2 separate regions of the Homo sapiens genome follow, and region 1 is linked to region 2. The links are chromatin loops, found by intact Hi-C in ENCODE. Cell type or tissue: ascending aorta. All regions are shown on one strand. Links, peaks and the distances in the headings refer to the core of each region. The heading gives the core; the rest is flanking DNA. Region 1 overlaps SLCO3A1 (solute carrier organic anion transporter family member 3A1). Region 2 overlaps SLCO3A1 (solute carrier organic anion transporter family member 3A1).

Region 1 (11,624 bases), core at 1,576-9,575, 57 kb before region 2:
TCATGCTGAACCATCCCATGTAATCAAGTTTTCCTTGGGCTCACTGAATTTTTAATTTCTTTAAATAAAATAAAATAACATTTAAAAATAAAATTAGTTTTATTTTTAAATGTTAATTTATTACGTTCACTTGTTATTTCATTAATGATGCTACACTTCTCATCTATGTCTTTATTGATTGATTGCGACAGGGCCTCACTCTGTCACCCAGGCTGGAGTGCAGTGGTGCAATCACGGCTCACTGCAGCCTCCTCCTCCCCCCACCATGCCCGGCTTATTTTTTTTGTAGAGACGAGGTTTCGCCACATTGCCCAGGCTGGTCTTAAACTCCTGAGCTCAAGCGATCCAGCCGCCTTGGCCTGCCCAAGTGCTAGAATTATAGGCGTGCACCACCGCACCCAACCCTACGCCATTTTTCAAAAGTATATCTCCTTGCTATCAGCCCCTAGAAAAGCCTGCATCTGTAAGTGATAAAACACAATTATCTGTCAGGTGACAAAGAATGGTACAGACATGGGTTTGTAAATCAAAATAAATTTGACACAAGTGTTCTTGAATGGATTCCCTTAATCCTTTGCCGGCAAATCCCACATCCTCCACGTGGCCACGAGGACCCCTCCTTTAGGTATTTAAATATCCCTTGTGCCTGCTGACTGATTATATCTTTTAAGACTCAGGAAAACTGCTATTTTTCTTCTGAGCTCTTTGAGAATCCATCAAATGTCAGAATGTCATTTGAGCTGCGACCACAATTAATTATTATTATCTTTTTTTTTTTTTTTAGACAAAGTCTCGCTCTGTCGCCCAGGCTGGAGTGCAGTGGCGCCATCTCAGCTCACTGCAACCTCCGCCTCCTGGGTTCAAGCAACTCCCCCTGCCTCAGCCTCCCTAGCAGCTGGGGTTACAGGTGCCCGCCACCACACCCGGCTAATTTTTGTAGCTTCTAGTAGAGACGGAGTTTCATGATGTTGGCTAGGCTGGTCTCGAACTCCTGACCTCAGGTGATCCACCTGCCTCAGGCTCCCAAAGTGCTGGGATTACAGGCATGAGCCACTGTGCCTGACTTTATTATTAACAAAACAGGCTTCTCATCAATAATACATAAATTCCAAGAGAGCAAGAACTTTGTCTTGTTCACCGTTGTATCCCCAGAGCATAATACATCACTTGACACCTGACACATGATAGGTGTTCAGTAAATACGTGTTGAATAAACAAGTTAATTCATTAGCACCTACTGAACACTAGGCTCTAGGAATATGGGGGAAAAAAAGGCAGATGTATGCTCCCCCTTCATGTGGCACCTACCGACACAACGCAAAGAACTGGGTTTTGTTCCCTTATTATCTGATTATTGCTGCCACTCTTCTCAACTATACGGTTTTTAAAACCTGCATCACCTTCCTAGAAAATGTCAAATCTGTAAGCGATAAAAAGCAACTTCTGCTCAGGTTGCAAAGAATCTTTGGGGCTGTGAAGCCCCAAAGATGAGTAAGAAATGGTCCTTGCCTGTGTCCCTGCCTGGATACACTGAGATGGACAGCATCTGACCATGGCCACCACCAACCTTCCTCTCTCTTGACCGCTGACAGCTACCAGAATTTATGGGCAAAGGTACAAATGGAGATACCCTTCTCCCCATATGCCTTGACATTAAAAGTTTAAATTCAACCTAACAAACTTAAAATATGTTCTATCTTCCTATTTTTACAAATATATCTTCATAACAAAATCAAAACTATGAAAAAGCAACAGTTCATATTAAATAGCTATGGAGAGTACAAACCCAAATTAACTTCATTTCGCACCAAAGGCCATGATCCCCTCTGGGGCTGCCCTGTCCAGGAGGTTAACCAATGCAGCTGGTCTGAACTGAGGTGCGCTGGAAGTGTCAACCCACATCTGATTTTGAAACCTAGTTTTTTTTTTTTTTTAAAAGAATGTAAACGTCTCACTAGTAATGTTCACATTGATCACTTACTGAAATTATATTTTGGCTCTATTAGGTCAACATAAAATGAATTTTACTTCTTTCTGCATACTTTAAAAAAAAATGGCTACTAGAGAATTAAAATGACACCTGTCACTCATACTACCTTTCTTTGGGACAGTGAGCTCTAGGAGGCAGGCAAGGATGGAAGGAAAGGATCCTGCTGCCAATAGGCACCCACAGCCACTTCCCCATCTCCCTAATCTTATCTCCCCGGAATCCCATGGGGTGAACACCCACCTTTTGTCCTCTTCCCCAGGAAGCCAGGGAGGCTCTTTACCCCCTGACCCAGGCTCAGCTGCTTGCCCACCATCACACCCCTACCTGGACAGTAGCCGAGGAAAGGGCAAATATAGGCCGAGCATGGTGGCTAGCAGGTACTCCCTCATCTCTCAAAAAGCCATGCCACTCAGCCTCTGCCCACCAGGTGCTCCCAGAGCCCACCTCCACTGGTTTCACCTTGTCACGCTCCTCAAGGGAATGTAAACTCAGAGGACCAGATCCAAATGTGGAATTCCCAGCCTCCTTGGCACTGGAAGCCTGTTACAAGGGGGAGAGCCATACCCTGGTCATGGCACCCTCTTCCCCCAACCCAGGGCTCCATCCTGCTCCTCGAAGGCCTCCCCCACCTACACGTAGACTAGGAAGCCCACAGGAACCAGCTCCGTGCACTCATTCCTCCTTCCGTCCTGTCTCTGATGAGAAGCATCTCTTGGCCACCCCTTCAGGCCACCTTCTGCAGGACAAGCAGGCCCTGGAAGTGGTCCTGTGGCCCTTTGCAAGCAACCACCCTCCAGAACTGGCACACTCCTGAGGAGCACTAGTGCAGGGCCCTCTGTGACACAGGGCCTGAGGGACCCCATTGTCTGACGTAAGGACCATGCTGACAGTATCCACCAGAACAGCTAAAGCTAAAAAGACGACACTAATACCAAGTGTTGGTGAGCGTGGAACTGCTCCTCAACCCGTGCTCATTAGGAAACGTACACTGACACTTTTGGGCAGTATTACTAACAATGAACATACCTCATGACTCAGCAATTCCACTCCTAGGTGCGCATCCCACATAAATGTGGGCATATGTTCACCAAAACCCAGGGACAGTAATGCTCACAGAGACACTATTCATGATAGCCACAAACTGGACACTACACAAATGCCCTCAATAGTAGAAGGAATAATGAAACGGGGCTGTCACAGAATGGAGTGCTGCACTTAAACAGAATAAACTACAACTACATGTGACAACATGGATCAATCCAACAAAGAGAATGTACTGCAAAAGCAGCCAGACACCAGAGAATAGATGCCATCATTTCATTCACATAAAGCTCAAACACAGGCAAAAGTAATAAAAGGTAACAGATATCAAAAGAGAGGTTACTTTGGGCGTTACTTTGGGAAAGAAGAGGGTGGGAGTGACTTGGAGAGCCACGATGGGGGCTTTGGGAATGTTCTATCCCTTGATCTGGGTGGTGGTCATATGAGTGTGTAAATTTTGTGAAAATTCATGTTGTTCACTTATGATCTGAGATGAAGCACTTATGTGCTTCTCTCTATGTATGATCTACTTAAGAAAAAATTTCACTTAAAAAAAGATTACTGCAAAAAAAAGTGTGAGTTGAAGATAATAATACAAACACAACACCAAAAAATGGCAGGGCCTCTCATTCCCCTAGTAAAAGCTTTTGTCAGCCCTACCATAAAGTTGAAAAGCAATGACAATTCAGCAAACAAATGTGAAATGATGGATAAAATAACTGGAAATATGGATTTATACTCAAAATCATTAATAATAAATGTCACTCTAAGTGACTCTAAATATCTCTATGTCTTGAGATATCAGCCGATGACAGTATAAAGCCATCAGGGCTAGTAAGACATTTTACAATACTGTTTATTTCACCTTTATCTCCTCTTTTTATGTACGTTTGATTATTTTATAATATGCCTTCTATGTTATCAAAGAATACAAGTATAAAATTGATAAAGTATTGTTGGTACTTATCACAACCTTTACCGATGAGGTTTAAGCAGAAACATTTGGAACCTCTTATCTGAATGTATGTGCATAAATACATCATCTTATCTCTCAGGAAAAAGGTTCAAGGGTATCCAGACTTTGCAGAAATTCTCAACTTTTAGAATTATTTGTAAATCTCCGATAAGAAAGATGATGGAATCACCAGGAAATCTGCTTTAAATTTTTATTTTTCTTGTGAAAATAGCTGAAGTGGGAGGTTAAATTTAACTTTATCTCCCTTCAAACCTTGAGTAATAGTCTGGAAAGAGGATTTATGTCATCGCACTGAGTTCCCACTACCGCCTCCTGGAAAAGGCCAACAAAGAGGTGGACCCTGCAACTCATGGCTTGGCCAGACAAGCAATTAAACAGGAAAGCACAAACCCCTCTCCTCAGTGGGAATAACCGACTGCAAATCTGACCTGGTGGCCCCCTGGTCTGGATAAACAGAACCCTTGTTTGGTTGGGGAGGGTCAGAGGTACAGCGCTGACCTGGAAGCCTTGTGACCAGAAACCACATCCACTCTCACAAGCTCCCTGTCTTGATTTTCCTCCTTGATTGATTAGCCTAGTTACCATAGACGGATTCAACTGTACAATAGATGGCAGCTTCTAGATCAACATCAGAGCAATGTTATGGTCCAGGAATGTGACATGGGTTGAATATCTTCTAACTGGACTTAGAAAACCAGAGATCTATAAACATGTTTGTGAATTCCAACTTTCCTCCACCCTGTTTCTGCTACCAGGGCACATTCCACGTTGATCTCTTGTATGCCGATCAACATGATTTTATTGCTTTTTGTCACACATTTTAAACACTGATTTTCACAGAGTTACAGTCCCCGTGGCCTCCCCACACCACAACCAAACAAATGCGCTTTTACTGCCTCAAGGAAGATGTAAGTAATTTACTTGTAAAAGTGAGCTGAGCTCTCAGGAGAAATTCAGCCTCATGCTTCGTTCTGATGGATTTCAGTTCTCAATCTGTCCGGGACAGTCAATTAAAGATTAAGTTGGAATTGAAGTGAAACCTTCCAAGGCTCGTTTAGGTAGGGCCAGACACCCTCCATCAGGCCAAACAAGGGATGGGGATAAAGGATATGGACCTGGCTCTCCTCCTGGGGATGCCAGAGAGAACTTCTCTAGAAATAAATAGCCTCCCACTCGGGTAATTCTCAGGGTCATACTTTAACAAAAAGATGCAAGAAATGCACCAAGCCTTCTTGTTAAAATTCTTAATTGGAACAGCCTTTATAAAGTGGGAACGCTGTAAAAATGAAATGAGATAATGTGTGTGTGCACAGCATATAGGGCCATGCCTGGCATAGGGTACATGCTCAGTTATTGATCACTACAGCAAAGGTCAAGTGTATCTTGTAAAACATAGCTTGTTAAAATGTGACTGCTACTTCTGACTACTCCCATCTCCAGCTTAATGGAAATAAGACCAAGGGATACCTGGAGAGGATCATCCACTTTGGATGAGGTCAGTCTCTTACTGCTGCTCCCATAGCCCAAGCAGGGGCTGCCATTCCGTAAAGGGACAGACTCCCTCAGTTCCTGGGAGTTTGGGGTGGAGGTGATGCAGGGAAGGCATCCCTGGAGAGGGTCCTGATCCCCTTGCTGGGTGTAATTCACAGGCCTGGGCTTGGGAGACTTATAATGGAGCTGAGTGGCCTTGGGCAAGCCCGTGCAGCTCCCCACCCACCAGCATCCATTAAACACCTCCTGTAGGGCTGGTGTGCAACACCTGTCCTCCCACCCATCTTAGCCTGTGCTTCACTCAAATCACTTGTCAGCAACTCAAATCACTTGTGATTCCAGGACACGCATCTTCCTTATTAAACTCTAGAGCAGTGATTTTCAAGGTGTTTTCTCAGAAACTCTATAGAGGGAGCCCGTGGCAAGGGCACAGAACTTCAAGCCCTAACACTGCTTTTGCCCAGAAAAGCTTGACTTGGTTGTTTCTCATTTTGGAATGTCCACCCAAGATGTTGTTTGAACCAAGGATTCTCCAGCTAAGGAAGAAAAAGAGTTGAAAATACTGCTTAACTGGAGATCAATCTTATGAACCCTTAAAGGAATCTTTAATTAGCTCTTATAGCAAATGCAGATTTGTCGAAAGAAACTACAACTCTTTCGCCTACAAGCCCTCCCCAGAGCCAAGGCTGGACTGTGAACCTGTTACTTAACTAGACACTCCAGTGTGGGCTAAGCCATCTTAAAACTAGGGCCCTGCCCTGATTGCTAAGTGACTTAACTTGATGCAAAATAAGAAGCCACACTCTGGGTTTCTTGCCTAAAGGAATGTGTGGCCGGCATGACCCATAGGTGGTCCCTCTCTGACAATCATCAAATATTAGCAAGAGCCACGGCATTGGCAAGAGCTCTTTGGGCAGCTGCCTGAGGGCCAGAATCTGGCATGCTGGCTGAAGCAGAGTCCTCACCTTGCACGCCAAGGACTTTGCAGCTGTGGGCACGCCCCTCTCCTGCAATGATGTGCATAACTTCAACAAGTGGTGCTGGGGACAGAAGAAGGCATGTAAGCATGCAGCCATGCAGCATCAAAGCGTGCTCACCAGCAAGCAGCTGCTTTGAGGGTCCATGGGCATCAACTTTGGGCAACGGGTTGTACATGCCACTGGTAAGGGGACAAGACTCACTGGGCACTGTGTCTGTTCTCAGGGAGCTTAGAACCTGGAGCAGAAACTAAGTGTCTACCCTGATGTCCACACTCTGTGGCAGGGGGATCTGTGACAACCTTTCCAACAAGAAAAAATTGAGAGAGCCAGACAAGGAGGGATACAGTCCTCTTTGTAAAGGGTTTTCGGATTGGGTGACTGCATGACCTCACGGCCCAAAGGGAGGGGTAGTTTGTGAAATTTTTTCCGAAAAAATCCTTGTTTAGATGATAAATGTTACGATCACCATACATAATGTGAGCTGGTCCTTGAAGGACTTATGGAATGCGCACAGGTAGGAAGCACTCTGCAGGATGGGAAGAACTAGAGGAAAAAGCCATGAGGTGGGAAAACGTGGGCATTTTGGGGGAATGTCAAGCTGGAGTCTGGAGTGGCTGGAGCATAAAGGGCATGAAGCGGAGTCTAAAGAGAGATGAGATGAGATACGCGCGGATTCCGAGGGGCCTCACAGGACGAGTTTACACTTTCTTTGCCCAGCGATGATGTCCCATGGAGCTTTCTGAGCAAGAAGTGTCATAGTCAGAGGTGAGCCATGGCACAAAGGAGCAGGGAGAAATGGGAGCCCCTGGCTGGCAGAGCAAGGAGGGTCTGGCTGGTGGGAGAAGGACCATGGCAGCCGGAAGGCCAGGCATCCGAATCATCCCACCCCAGCCTGGCCACTGCCCTGCTCTTTGCCCTCCCAGGCTGCCTGTCACTCTGAGGAATGTGGCACACTCTCCCTAAGGGGGAGGCAACTTGCTCATGCCACTTCCTGAACCCAGACTGGTCCCAGGACCATCTATTTTTGGCTCTCCCAAGCCAGTGTTTGACAAGAAAAGCACAGCTGCCAGTAATTTCGCCCCAGTGGAATCTACTGTTCTATAAAGGGTCATGCCAGTTTCTGCACATGAATTATGGTCACCTGGACCCAAGGCCAAGGGAAGCACCTCCGTCTTCAGCATCACGGTGCACTGGAGTCTTTCCCGGACCTGGGAAAAGTAGGCTGGTGCCTTTGTTCAGCTTGCACAGAAGTAGAAACAGAAGTTCAGCTTGCACAGAAGTCCAGTTGTTCCTGGGACTGTGTTTGTTCAAGGGGCACCAGGGCACCAAGAGACACACTCACTTCCTAGTGCATACAGCCTGCTCCGTGCCCAATAATAGCTGCATGGTGTGAGGGAGAAAACTGCAAAGCCAGCCAGGGCTACGCTTCTTATGGAATGATCCCTGGAGTAAAAGGGATTTATAGTCGAGGAGTTATGTTTAGAAAGGACCCACTCAGAACAGGAATGAGCTTAGAAACTTCATACCAACTAAAGCTTCATCCCTGGCCAGCTGAGTACCCCCTTCTCCCCTCTATCACCCTACGAATCCATTCACCATCTTTGCTTGGATTTTTTTTTTTTAAACTCTCAGATTTCCCAGCCCCCAAACTCTTGCCTCTCCAGTATCTTCAAAACTGGGGTCCAAGATGGTGAGCCCCTTAACGAAAAGGCTAGGTATTAATATCCTGTGTTACCTCTACACCCAGCACAGTAAAATAAATTTGAAGCGAATGAATAAAGAAGCAAACCAATGAATGTATGTCCCTTGGGCAGCTCCACCGGGGCAGCGAGGCCTCTCCCCACACCAACCCCTGAGAAATGTGAGTGGCACTACTGTAGTCACACAGGGACAGCTGAGGCCGAGAGGACTTGTTAACAATGCAGTCAGGAAGAGTGAAGGGAATCAGGCAGCAGTTTGAAAGAAATGTGCAAATCCAGCCTCTCTGTTGCTTTTCCTTTTGGAATATTTCTAATGCACCAAATGCGGATGGTGAAGCTCTAGATTCATTTTCCCCAGGAAAACATGTTTTCTTTGCTTGCTTAAGTGAAGCTCAGTGGCAAAAGTTTTGGCTGACTAGGAGAGTTGATGTTGGCAAATGTGGGTAGAGCTGATGAATGCCATGATCCTCACCAATAGTTTGTACACCCTAAGAAATTACTAATAACACTGATGACAATAATAGATGCTACCATTTAATTAGTATATACTGGGTGCAAGGCATTACGCTAAGCACTTGACATGCATTGTATACCGAAGAGTCACAGTTGTACTTAGGACATAGATACTATTATTATCTCTGGTTTTAGAGGAGGTTTAATGAGATAAAGCCTCTTGCTCAAGGTCACATAGCTAGTAAGTGGCAGAACAGTGATTTAAACCCAGGATAAGTGACAGCAAATTTACTTCTACACGGCAGTGCCATTCAATTTTTTTTTCCGTGGATAAATGGTCATACCCTTTAGGGAAGAGGTAGAAAGAAGAAAGGTTCTGCTAACTGCCAGACAACACGCTAAGGTTATTTATACAGGTTGAGCATCCCCAGTCTGAAATCCAAAATGCTCCAAAATCTGAAACTTTTTGAGTACTGCCAAGTGGAGAATTCCACACTTCACCTCACGTGATGAGTTGCAGTCAAACTGCAGTCAGCACTTTGTTCCATGCACAAAATTAGTTAGACTATTGTATCAAATTACCTTCAAGCTATGTGCATAAGGTGTATATGAAACAAAAGAACTTCATGTTGAGGCTTGGGTCCTATCCCCCAAATATCTCATCATGCACATGCACATATTCCAAAATTAAAAAAAAAAATTAGAAACACTTCTGGTCCCAAGCTTTTTGGGGCTAAGGGGTACTAAACCCGTATATGTAAACTCGCTTGATGCTTAATGATGAAAACTGCATTATGTCCCCTTTTTGCAAATGAGGTACCTGTATCTCAGAGAAGTTAACTAGCAGGTCTGAAGTCATAAATGATAGTTAGTACAAGTGAAGAGAATTGAGAATGGCAAACCAATTTTAGTAATCAATCAGTGCCAGAACACAGGCCAAAATAGGGTAGGTATGAGCAGTAGCTTATGCTAAGTGTTGAACTAGACCAGAGGTTGGCAAACTTTTTCTGTAAAGGGCCAGATATGGTCAATAGGATTTGGCCCGTGGGCCATAGTTCGCTGACCCTTGAACTAGATGATACTGATACGTGGAAAGTTTGAACCTTTGTGAGACTCCTGTTCCTAACAGTAGTATTCATATATGAATCCATTAATAATTTATAAGTTTAGTTTAATCTATCTACTTAGTAAAATCATTAACATATAATAAAAAGGTAAACCTGGGTTAATAAATAAACTCCAATGGGAAAATTCTAAGGCACATGCATGTTTTAGAGAGGGAAAAGTAAGAAAAATACATTCCACTGAGGGGGGAAAAAAGTAACACATTTGTACTATGAGCCCTGAATACAGAACAGACGCCAAGGCTTAAACTGACATCCAAATCCTTCCCTCCTCTTTGCAGTATGGACCAGGGCTTAGATGAGTTGGTGGCTTGGGTAATTAAGAACTCTAAAGATCACTGCCTTCAATCTAAAAGGCCACATGTTCACAGAAAGCTTTTTCCTTGCGTGGATGCCAGACACTTGTGCACAGTGCCATTTTCACTGAAGAGTAAAAGAGCTTAGTTCACTGAGAAAGAAAGAATTAAAGGACTGGAAATGTCTGAATCAGAAATAATCCATTTTCCTAAACAGCAGTGAGAAGGGAGGGTACCGCAGGATGGCCTATCATTTACAGGGGGGAAAAGACCTCCAGTAACTGACTGAAGTTCTGTCTTTGGTCAATGACCTTTAGCAATGTTCCTAGTCCTAGGTCTACCTGCGAAACCTGAAAAACTCCCCAGAAATGGGTGATGGGAGAAAACAAACAAGAAGCACAGGGTGGTATTCATTTTGTTTGGAAAATTATCTGATTCAATAATCAATTATTTCAATATTCAGGATCTGAGTCAATACTCTGTGTTTACTGAGTGCCTACTCAGTGCCTGGACCCATGCAAGGTTCAGGGAGACAACATTAGCAAGATAGCCAAGGTCTTTGTCCTCAAGAACTTCAGAGTTTCCTGGGAGGATCATTTAGGAAATATGTTTTTAATCTCAACCATTAAAAAGTATTTCTAATAAGGTTTGCTTGCAAAAGACCTTCTCTGATTTTTCTTTGTCGAGGTATCTTAGGACGCTATTGTCCAAAATAAAAACTTTTGATAGTTTTTGGGGTACAGGTGTTTTTTGGATTAGCTCTTTAGTGGTGGTGTCTGAGATTTTAGTGCACCCATCACCCAAGCAGTGTACATTCTACCCAATATGTAGTCCTTTATCCCTCACCCACCTCCCAATGTCCCCACACTCCAGTTGCCAAAGTTCGTTATATCACTCTATGCCTTTATGTCCTCATAGCTTAGCTCCTACTTAGAAGTGAGAACATGACATATTTGGTTTTCCATGTCTGAGAACCCCACTTTCCTAGAGCACATTCTCACCATTTTTCCCCTTCCTCCCTAATAACCCCAAACTGACTGAACTGGCTTTCTCTGCAGCTGCCAGGAGATATCACCTCTAAGTGTGTTACCGACAACTTGGAACGTATCACAACATCCTCAGACAGCTCCTTCGCTTCTCTCAATGAGCCATGAGGATACAGAAAGGAGGGTCAGCAACATGAGGCTGAAGCTCTTGGGTCATCATAATGTAGGGAAGACCAGTGCATGTCACCCCCCAGGTGGCAATGAGGAATTGATTGCTGGTCTCATTGCACTGACAAAACCTCAGGCAGTACGTTTTTGCACAATCCATGTATCCATCCATCCAATCATTCATGACATGTAGCAAAAATTTACCACTAGTGACACTGTGGTACTTTCACAGTGTTTCACAACTATCACCCCTATCTAGTTCCAGAACACTGTCAGGATTATCAGGAAGAGGAAATTCCCACCTAATAAATTTTGGTCAGACTGGTTGATCTCAAAACCCTGTCTCCTGATAAGATGTTCTCAATGACAGTGGTGCCTGAAACTTCAGTAGCAATTTTAATTTCGCCCCGGTCCTGTGG
Region 2 (11,624 bases), core at 1,990-9,989:
AAGTCTCCAGCAACAGTGATTTCTTAAAAGAACATGCTTGGCTTTTGTGTGATGAATAGCAATCTCTGTTTTTTCCCTTCATCTACTCCTGTGTGAGTGTGTGTGTGTGTGTGTGTGCGTGTGTGTGTGTTTCCACACTTAAGACACCAGCCGGGCGCGGTGGCTCACTCCTATAATCCCAGCACTTTGGGAGGCTGAGGCAGGTGGATCACCTGAGGTCAAGAGCTGGAGACCAGCCTGACCAATATGGTGAAACCCCATCTCTACCAAAAATACAAAAATTAGCCCGACGCAGTGGTGTGAGCCTGTAGTCCCAGCTACTTGGGAGTCTGAGACAGGGGAACTGCTTGAACCAGGGAGGCAGAGGTTGCAGTGAGCCAAGATCGCACCATTGCACTCCAGCCTGGGTGACAGAGCGAGACTCTGTCTCAAAAAAAAAAAAAAAGATACAACCCAGCAGAAGAAGCAGGGTTTGCCCATTCACAGAGGAAGAGGAGGAGGGGCTACCTGACAGCAGAGGATGCCACTGGCCCCTCTCCTCAGCTGTGAACCTCGGCAAATTCTGAAAATGCTTCATCCTAGCTATATCCAGATGGCCAGTTCGGAGACATCACCTTCCTTTCTGAGGCTGTGAGAGAGGCTTTGTCATGTTATTTCTTTGCCTGCATAATGCATCGCATCAGGGAGCAGCATTTGACACCTATGAAAAACCGAGTTTACGTGAGCTCTTGCTTTGAGGACATGCAGAATGTTGTTTCTTTTCTCTAACAGTAACTACGGTTTGGAAGGCTGTCTCCTTGCAAGGGACTGGTCATTATTCACAATTGTAAAATATTTCTGAGCACATTTGGTCAATATTTTCCAGCTCCACATCTATAAATGCATATGTATCAGCCTGGTGTTTCATTTCATTTTGCCCTTCCTGTTTCAAACTGTTGGCTTTTGCATGACACTCGCTGGTACACTTTGCTGTGAAGCAGGAAAACACAGTAGTTGAGAATATTGTGAGGAGCAAGAACCCCCTTGACTCCAATCCCCAAGGTGTCCCTTTACTCAAGCTCTTTGCATCAGGATTTCCTCCCATAAAGCGCGGCAAATAAAAACTAACTCAGGGGTTGTTTTGAGAATTACACCAGATAATATATGTCAAGAACTTAGCCCAGTCTCTGGCACACAATAAGTGCTTAATAAACATTGGGTGATTTTATTATTACTCCTACAGACAGAAGCTAGGTCTGATTCATCCATGTATCCCCAGCACCTTGTACGGGGACTGACACATCGTAAGTTATCAATTAATATGTGTTGAATGAATGAATAAAATGTAGACAATTAAATTTAACACCTCTGTTAAAATGGAGTCAGGTTATTTTAAGTGTCTCAAAAATACAATACTATAATCTCACCATATGCATTATATTAATACACATAACCATATGGTTATTACTCATTGGGCATGTAACAAAATAAAATTAAATCCCATGCAGAGCTCTTGGAACCTTTGTAACAAAGGTTCCAGAACAACGCACATCTCTCTGGGTTCATAAAGTTCACAGCCTGCTTTGGAACAGTGGCAATGTGAAGGACAACTTGGAGACAGGCTGGATTGGGCACAGTGAAACTCATCAGAGGTAGATGCAGTGGTCCAGTTGAGAGGTGCTGAGAGCTGACCTGTGGCAGGGAGGGGACGAGTAGAGGAGGCTGGGGACCAGACATCAGAGAGGTGCAGGAACCCTGATCCATGAGAGGCTGGAGCTTTTAAATGCAGGAAGAGAGAGGGGAGGACAAGGCTGGTCAATAAGGCAAACCTGGGAGAAAATTAAAGAGATGAATTATGGATTTACTGAGTTTAACACACCTTAGGATACCCAGATGGAGATATACTTTTATAAGGCTGAAAATACATGGCACACCCATGTTCACAGCAGCATTATTCACAATAGCCAAGAGGTGGAAACAACCCAAATGTCCATTCATAGATGAATGGACAAACAAAATATGTTTTAAGCATAGAGTGGAATATTTGGTATATAATATACATAGGAAGGAAATTCTGACCCAATGCTGCAACATGGATGAACCTTGAGAGCAACCTGCTACGTGAAATAAACCAGTCACAAAAGACAGATACTCTACGATCTTATCTGAGGCACTTAGAGTAGTCAAATTCATAGAGACAGAAAGTAGAATGGTGGTTGCCAGGGCCTGGAGAGGGGGTGGAATGGGAGTTGTTGTTGAAGAGGTAATTTCAGTTTTGCAAGATGAAAATGTTCTGGACATCTGTTGCACAACAATGTGAATGTGCTTAACACTATCAAACTGTACAGCTGAAAATGGTTAAGATGGTGACCTGTATGAATATTTTACCAAAATTTACAACTTTTTTAATTAAAAAAAGACTGGAAATATGAACCTGTCATCATAAGCTGGAGGAGCTGAGTCTCCCAACTTTGCACCAATGCTCCAACATGGAACACGTGGTCCCTCACCCAATTTAATCTCCAGACCCTCTCTTCACTCCCCAAGATGGACCAGTAAGAGACTGTCATTTTTTCTGAAGGTCACCAAAACGCTATCTCAATGACTTCGGGAAAATGTGGCTTCAGGACATAGAGTTGGAAGAGAGTTCACCTACTTGGACGTCAAATCCTTGAGGATGCCTTAAGGAGGCCTGCCTTTGCCACTCCCAATCCATCCATCGTGTAACCACCTTCTTCTGCAAACACAGTTCATGTATGTGGACACGCCACTCCTGAGGGTCTTCAGAACACCACAGAGCTCAATAACTGCTCATGCTGATTATTTCCCCATGAGGAAAGGTCTTGGGGATTACATTATCTCTACTTCTTGTTCTTTCTCATGTATTCATCCATGATCCATGAAGTCTTTCTTGCCCTACCTTCTTACCATTTTTGTCCCCGCTGGCGTCTAGTATGTTTTAAAATCACTCCTGACTCGCTCAGAAAAGCAAGTCAGCTTCATCAAGTCTGGGAGTGAAACACTCAAGTCCAAGTTGCATAAGTGCAGTGAATGTATACCAATTAAATGCTGCCAGGCCTGAAGTGTAAACAAAACCGTCTGGTGAGTGAGCTTCTCTCACTTTACTACAAGGAGATTTTGAAAACAACTCACATGATTTTTTTGTGGGAGCAATGCTTTATCTGATGAGAGTTTTTAAAATTCCCACAGAACTAGGCCCTGAATACCCCAGACCCATCAGACGTCTCCTGGCCTAGAAACGCCTCACCATTTCATACTTTACAGCTAAAATGACAAAGCACCGCAGGTGGGTACTATACTGAGAAAGAGCTGTATACCTATTTAGGTAGTTGGGTTGAGTCACTTTTCATACTTAGTGTGACATTCTTGGGGTCCTATATTATCCTGGTGTGGATGTAATCATGCCTGGGGATGGTGGAGGGGTAGCATACGATGGGAAAGATAAGGCCCTTGGGATAACGGAGACCAGACCGGACTGTAGCTTGGGCCGTGCCACTCACTAACCATATGACCCTGAACAAGCTGCTTAAGCCCCATGAACTTTAGCTCCTTTACCTACACAGAAAGAATAACAGCCTCTATCTCCTTGGGCTTTATGAGGAGGGAGTGAGAGAGTATATGCAAAATACTGGTTGTCTGTATGTCATAACAGCTGCGACCCCATAAATGGGAGCTAGTGTATTCAGCGGTATTATGGTCACTATTCAAACTCACCTGTGCTTAACGCACTTGTCTAAATAAGCAGACAGCTGTTAAACTCTCTTTATGATAGTAATGAATCCTAGTATTAAACACACAACCAGTAACAAGGCTGATATTTAAAAATAAAATAAAAGCACCAATGTGGGAGACATTTTCCTCTATGTACTGCCTAATAGCCTTTTTACCTTGTCTTGTCACCAGAATCACAGGTATTAACATGTTCTTCAATCAATATGGTAGATCTACCTTGATGAAGAGAAGGCTCTTTGCCCCATGATACAAATGTACAGCCTGAGGCCAGGGTTGGCGAAATGATTTAGATCTAATAATAGACACCACCAGGTTTCAAAAGGTTCCAGTGTCCATACGCAATTTTAGAATCTATTAGATCCTTGCTGTGTTAATGAGACCTCTTGCTGAGAATCCAAATTCCCTTTGTAAACTCCATTAACAACCCACAAGGCAGGTGGGCAAACGTGAATGTTCTTATGGTAATAGCATCTTGCCCAGAAAGGGAAGCAGGGAGAAATCACACCCATTGGCCCCACTTGCTTGGAACATTACAGAGAGAAAGGGAGAAAAGTATCTCTCCTTGGAGAGCCATCAGAATGAGTGCAACGCCAATCCTCCCTCAGTCCCCCGACACCCGAAATAGGAGGCCGTGGTATAAAATAGAGGGTTTCTCAAATGCACCAACTATCCCATAAAAGGTTTGCCAATAAAAAGTTTGGCCAGTTCATTCATGTCCCCAGAATTGTTTAGTCCCTCACAACTTTCTGCCTTTGTTTTTAATTGCCCCAACAGTGAGTCTTTTTCTTAGTAAGAACACATGGAAAATTTTGACTTTGAGAGTTCAGATTCTATTAATGATCCAAGTGCCATTTTAAAGTGTTTTTGCTTTTAGAACTAAAAAAAAAAAAGTTTTGATTTTCCTATCTGTGCATCAGTTCAAACCAGCACAGAAAATCTGCTGAATATTACCCAAAACACCCACGGTTAGGCTGAAAGAAGGGATGGAAAATTTCAGCCCCAAAGGAATTTTCGGGGGAGTGGAGGGCCGAGGGGTGTCTCCAATGCCGCTGAGAATGCATTCTGACTTTTCACCACAGTTGCCTAAGTGATGCTTATATGCTTCCTGTTGTAAGTACAGTGGCTCTCCAGGGAGCAAAACAAGCTAAGAGCTGAACAGTGAACAACATTCCAGTCTCTAAATGCCATCTGTCACTCCATACAGCCTATCTCACCTCAACTAGCTAGACTTATCTCACCCCAAAATGCCTGTCACCAAAGTCTAACATTAGGTCTTTATATGGTTTTAACCTTCTGTGGGTCATGAACCTCATTCAATCCAGTCAAAGCTTTCCTCCCAGGGTACATATACACGTAAATCTCCACATAATTCGAAAAGGTTATGGCCCCGACTCCCGCAAGGCACATCCAAGAACCTTTAGCTTCAAGCAGCCAACGATGACTCCTGACATTCTGAAGCCAGATTCTTGAATCTGAGCGCTAAAGAAATACATCTCGATTTTGATGAGTGTCCACTAGCCACCCAAGGCTTTGGTATCTTCATATTTGTCTATTATGTGGTTTAAAATAAGCATGGGCGTGCGCGCGCGCACACACACACACACACACACACACACACACACACACACGGCTTGGCAGGAATGAAATGGCAAAGCCACGCTGGGAATGGAACATACTCATTTATTTAGCTTATTCATTCCTGACAATATGAAGTCATTTGAGGGAGTTAAGGTACCTTTGGCAATTGCAGTCAAGTAAAAGAGCCAGGATTGGTTATATTTTTTCCATTCAATAAACGAGCCATTGAATAAACTGAGCATGCTCAACATGCTCCTGCCCACATACGCAATGTGCTATTAAACACTTACTGTTCCTGCACAAAGCCTGCCAACAGGTTATTTTTAAATACTTTTGTTTGTTTTTGATAGGTAGGGAGAAAGGTGGAGAGGGGATACTCCTTTTGGCATCTAAGTCCTGTAACTTCAATGCCTCTGAAATAACGAAATGAAGAGCTAAGCCAACGCTTTCAAGCTAGCCCCTTTCATTTTATGCATAGGGTCAGGGGTTCTTCAGAGTCTCATGAGTGGTTAATCTTTGTACTGTGAAAGAACTAGCACTTTGAGCAGAGAACAAATGCCTTACTTGAGTTTCCCCTGGACTCTATCCCTATTCAAAGATGCTTGGTTATACCTCAAGAGGGAAGCAATCCAGACCAACTCCTATGACATGACAGGCACTCAAGCCTGATGAGGCAGAAACCTGGCAGCTGTAGATGTTGGAAAGGATAATTTATGTGTTCAAGTGACTAGGATTCTAAGGGCTAGATGCTAGCTTCAAGCACGGCTGGATCTAGGAAGCCCTTTTGCTCTCCCTTTTCCTTGGTCTACTTTTCTCTGTAGGCAAGTTCATTCATTCTTAGGCAAGTTCTCTGCATGTGGCAGCAATGATGGACACTGGAATCTCTGGGTATTCAGAGTTCTTTCAGTAGCAGTCCTACAAGAGAAGATGGTCCATTTCTCTCAGTCCACTTCTCTCGCCCCACAGTGGACTCTGATTGGCCCACTTCTGGGGCCTGTCACTGTAGACTACTGTAGACCTTCTCTGTGTCACAATTGACCATGCCCGGACTGACCACATGGCCACTTCTGCAACCCACAGCAACCACCTAAGATGGGAGAGGTAGTTTCCTAGTTAAAAAAAAAAAAAAAAAACAAGGTACTGGACAGACAGACAAAAGCAAATATTCACAAGAGACTCTTCTGTGAGGCATTTTAACACTAAAAAATTATCTAGCAATGAAGAACTTACTTCCCACTAAGGAGGAAGACCATGAACCTCAAATCCCAGTGTTAACAATAGCAAAACACAATGCTCGACAGAAACCAAACCGTTCATGCCATCTGCTCTCACAGAATGCTTCTTGTAGGTGAAAAGGACAAAAAGAAAATGAAGCCAAGATTATTCTCTCTCAGAAAAGTAAACAGTCTTAACTGAAGAGAAACAATACGCATGTTATTAGAGGAAATGTCTCAAAATCTTTTTTAAGAACAATACCTGTGCCACAGTTGAAAAGCAAATAAGATGGGTGTGCCTTCCCCAGTCAGGTGCAGTAAGGAAGCCGGAGTAAAGAAGTAACTAGCAGTATTCTTTGACATCCTTCTGGAAGGAAAATTCCCTCACATGGACTTTCACCTTTCTTCAGGTCATCCTGGGCCTCTCTGGTCCTATTTCCTGCCTATCAAACACTTCAGTGCTATGTTCTAAAGTTTCTTCACAAAGATGCTCTTGCACACACAGTAAATATCTGTAGGCCCCAACCAGCCACAAATGGTTTTGGTTTCTGCATCCCAATACTCTCTTCGGGGAACCTTGAACCGTGCTTTTCTTCCTCTGGCTTAGGAAAATGGTTTCATTTCTTTCCAATCCTGGGAATCCCCATCATTGTGAGGCAGTAAGCAAGGTGTCAGTAGGAGTGGGTCCGCTCAGCAGTGGTGTTACCCTCACTCCTGCCAGGTTGTCCTCTGTTCGTGCAAGATCCCCTGTCCTCTTCCTCCAAATCCAATACCCCTAACATTCAGAACCACAGCGAAGAACACTTTTTTTCTGGCTGTGACATTCACAATGTGCGACAGCTTTCCTTTCTTTTCTTTTTTCGTGTTTTATTTATTTGCAACTCAAAAGATGAATGCAATTTGAAATTGATGGTCTTTTGAAATCAATGAATGCAATTTGAAATTGCCACCATGGCAAGCTACCGTGTGTGTTTGAGCTACCATGTGTTCGAGACATGCTAACCAATGCTGACTCGCAAAGGGCTTGGAGAAGATTTCAATGAGTTGGCAACTCAATCCTCTTGAAAAATACGGATTTCCAGCCTCTCTTAACAATCAGAAGATCTGGAAACACTAACTTTGCACTCCCACAGGGCAACAAATGGTGAAGGACGAGGCAAGGACCAGCTCCCCAGGCTCCACACTGTCTGCTTTTCTCATTCATCAGCTGCACCCCTTCAGCACTTAAGATTGTGACCCCTGAGCAGATGTGGAAGGGGGTTTCAAAACAAGAATGCCAACACCCATAGCCGGCCCAAAGCCCGTCTGCATGACACTCCTGGCCTCACTCATTTATCTTTTGGAAAAAGTCACCGCAGGGCCAGGGGGCTGGCTTTCAGCTCACACTGAATCTATCTGAACTAACCTGAGCTTTTAAAGTTTTCAGCCAACGTCGACAAGGCTAAAGCCACAGAGACATTCATCACCTAAATGCCCAACTAGCAAATTCCAGCATTTCTAGATTGACAAAATAATATGCAATTATCTAAAATGATGTATATTGTTTATGACCCAGGAAAAACTTTATAATATGCCAACTGATAAAAAGCAGGTTTATTTATAGTATGGTTTTTAACTAAGCAAAACGATATACAAAGAAAAAAGGCTGGAATAAAATATACCTAACTACTGACAATAATTTTCTATAGGTATCTGGATTACATATTATTTAGGTTTTCTTATTACATTTCTGTTTTTCTCAATGTTACTAAAATAAGAATACGTTATTTAAAAGAAAATTGAGCTAATATGCTTCCAAATTAAGAAGCGACATGCTAGAACCCAGAAAGCCAATCCATACATCACACTGGGGCAATGGCCATACTCTGGGCTGCCTCCAAATTAATACAAACTGGCTCTCCTCCTGCCTGGGGCAATGCTAGCACTTCATGCACTTTGAGATGAGCCACTGGAGGGGGTCTTCAGGAAAAGAAGAGCGCTGCTGGTTTAATTCAGGACTGAAGAGGTTGCTATTCTCAGCTCTATAAGATGGATCACATCCCAGGCTGAAAATCAGGTTCCAAGGGCTCTTGTCCAAAGATCTGCTCCTGCGTTTAAACAGTTCAGTCATGTATCCATCTGTGCCTTAATTTCTACATCTGGAAATGGAGATGCTATGACCATAAGGATGAAAAGGGCAGCATTTACTGATCCCCACCGTGTACAGGACACCTGACGTTCATGGAAAGCCTGGCCAGGTAGACCAGACCATTTTACTGAAAAGGCAAAAGTCTCAGGGCAATTGGAAACTCATCCAAAACCCAGGAGTCGTGGAGGGGCCAGGATTTCAATTTCAAGACTGTTGGGCTCCAGAGCCCACAGAGTCTTGTCCAAAGGTCACCCAGGCAGCAGGCACAGCGGTGATGCCATGAACCACAGGGCATGAGTTATGAGTGGCTGCGAATGAATGAGAAACACCTATCAGCCCAGGCAATATGGAAGCACCAGGTAAGAGCCACAGGCTGTTTCCTAGCAGGCTGCTACAAACACACTGAAAATGGCATGCGACCAGCAGCTGGGGAGAGGGAATGGAATATGGCCAAAACAAACTGACCACTTTTATAGTGCCATTTATTTTAGAAAAAGAAATTAACGAAGGAAACTTCAATATCAATGAAGTTGCAAGAATATAATGAGCAATGCTTGCTCCCACGAGAGATGGCTTTTTAATTATTTTTTCAGATGAACTTCAGTCACAGTATATTTGATCCATACCCAATCCACGTTCTTTGGAGAGTTAAAACACATTTTACCCAATGTCAAGTTAAAATAAAAACTCATCAGAGGCAAATAACTCTTTGCTCCCAGGGCTCTGAAAGGAAATTTGGTTCTCTTTGGTTGCTGGCCAGTATTCGGGGGCCCTTCGTACTAATCAAACACTTGGCAGATGAAATCTGAGAATTATTCTCTTTGCATTATTAACGGAAACACAGAGGGCTGCACTGGGGTTCAGGATAAGTGATAAACAAAGAAAACGTGACACATTTTTGTGTCTAATACGTGTGCCTCCTGAGTTAGAGCACTTGTTCTGTGTATTCAGGCAAACAGCAAAGCCTCCCTTCTCAAAGAACCCCTTTCCGCTGGCCAGCTCCCATTCTCTCCAGAACATCCATCCTCAGGAGAATCTGCCAGCCTGTCTCTGTGCCGTGTGTGTGTGTGCGTGCACGCGCGTGTGTCTGCCTAACACACACAACTCAAAATTATCTGGTTTCATCTTGATCCCAATCTGCATTCTTAAAACTGCATCATCCACATTTGATACAATTGCACAGAACTATACACAGACACACAAATGAGCACATATAAAACTGGAGAAATCTTGGCCGGGCGCAGTGGCTCATGCCTGTAATTCCAGCACTCTGGGAGGCCGAGGCAGGCGGAGCACTTGAGGTCAGGAGTTCGAGAGCAGCCTGGACAACATGACGAAACCCTGTCTTTACTAAAAATACAAAAAAAAAAGTAACCGGGTGTGGTGGCAGGCACCTATAATCTCAGCTACTCGGGAGGATGAGGCACGAGAATCACTTGAACCCAGGAGGCAGAGGCAGCAGTGAGCCAAGATGGCGCCACTGTGCTCCAGCCTGGGTGACAGAGTGAGACTTCATGTCAAAAAAGAATAAAAAAAAAAAAAAGAGAAATCTGAATAAATTTTATGGATCACAGCAATGTTAACTTCCTGGTTTTGCTACTGTGTGATAGTTACCATGACATCAACAGCAGGGGAAACAGGAAGAAGGATACAGGGGACTTTCCTGTATTTTGCCACAACTTGTGATTCTGTAATTTTTAAAAGTTATTTAAAAAAAAAACTATATCATCAATTCCTCAAGTACTTAGAGAGAAAAATTACAATACAGCTCCTTACCGAAAACTTTTGGCAAAGAGGCAGGAGTGTAGTCTTGGTTTGGTACTAATCTCTTTGGTGTCTGTTATGGGCTGAATAGTGTTCCTTCCCCCAGATTCATATATTGAAGCCCTAACCCCCAGTACATCAGCATGTGACTGACTATATTTGGAGATAGATCCTTTAAAGAGGCAATTAAGGTTAAATGAGCTAATATGGGTGGGTTTAAACCAATGTGACTGGCGACCTTGTAAGAGGAGTAAATTGGATACACAGAGAGACCAGGGATGTGTATGCAGAGGGAAGACCACGTGAGGACACAGGTAGAAGGCAACCATCTGAAATTCAAGGAATGAGACCTCAGAGGACGCCAACCCTGTGGCACCTTAATCTTAGACTTCCAGCCTCTAAAACTATAAGAAAATATCCTTCTGTCATTTAAGCCTCCCAGTCTGTGGTGTTTGCTTAGGGCAGCCCTAGCAAACTAATACAACGCCATATCCCACATCCCCCATTCATCTGGTTTTGTCCTCTGGTAATGAGCTCCCCAGCCCTTGGCATCCCTCTTAAGAAGGAAGTATGGTAGGAAATCCATCAAGCATGGAGCAAAGGTCTTAGCTCCGAAGAGCTAACTAAGCTTTAGATACCATCCGCCTACCCATGAAAGGTTAGTGCTCAACTATTTGGGGAGCCATCAAAATATGGAAGAGGGATAGGGATTATTCATGGTAGATCCAGAGGGCATAACCAGAACCCAGGGTATGGGAAGTTGTAAGGTGGCCTATTTCTAACACAACACTTAAAAAAACCTCCTAGTGGTTACTGCGGTTCAAAAAACAGAATGAATGGCATGTGAAGGTATGGCGCCCACACTGCTGGAAAGAGCTGAGCGAAAGATGCAACAGATCAGTTGCTCCTGCCCCAGATGTCTAAGGTCTGATTTGCAGCCATCTCAGCTCAAAGCACTATGAAACAGGGGTGCAACCTCTTTACAGAACTCAGACCTGAACCGTTAGCTAGGACCACCTTCCTCTCTCTCCATCCTACCTCCAATACTCCATTCTGGCTCTGACACTCATTCTCCATTTCAGCAGCACCTCTCTCCTTGGACTCCAGACACACTGCTGTCTTCCCACCTTCCTGGCTCCTGCTGCAATTTGTATGCCCAGGAGGCTTCGGGCTGTCTCGTGGAATGCCCTGGCTTGCACCTGACTCCC

Evidence for each region. Peaks named below come from ENCODE experiments on the same cell type or tissue, not always from the same donor. Only the 100,000 strongest peaks of a DNase experiment are listed, where the experiment ranks them.
Region 1: it touches region 2 in a loop (4-fold over the local background); 3 of 110 quality-filtered maps call a loop at or near these places.

The regions. Positions count from the first base shown.
Region 1 is chr15:91,976,901-91,988,524 of GRCh38, reverse strand. The region is part of intron 2 of SLCO3A1 (solute carrier organic anion transporter family member 3A1); the gene reads right to left. Among named protein-coding and RNA genes, the nearest start is that of SLCO3A1, 130 kb to the right of the region's middle. In ascending aorta, for the core only: a CTCF peak has its summit at 5,901; DNase peaks (open chromatin) are centred at 4,359, 7,504 and 7,868; H3K4me3 peaks cover 484 bases; H3K27ac peaks cover 5,918 bases.
Region 2 is chr15:91,920,295-91,931,918 of GRCh38, reverse strand. The region is part of intron 2 of SLCO3A1 (solute carrier organic anion transporter family member 3A1); the gene reads right to left. Among named protein-coding and RNA genes, the nearest start is that of SLCO3A1, 72 kb to the right of the region's middle. In ascending aorta, for the core only: no CTCF peak of the experiment used is centred there; a DNase peak (open chromatin) is centred at 5,367; H3K4me3 peaks cover 941 bases; H3K27ac peaks cover 2,486 bases.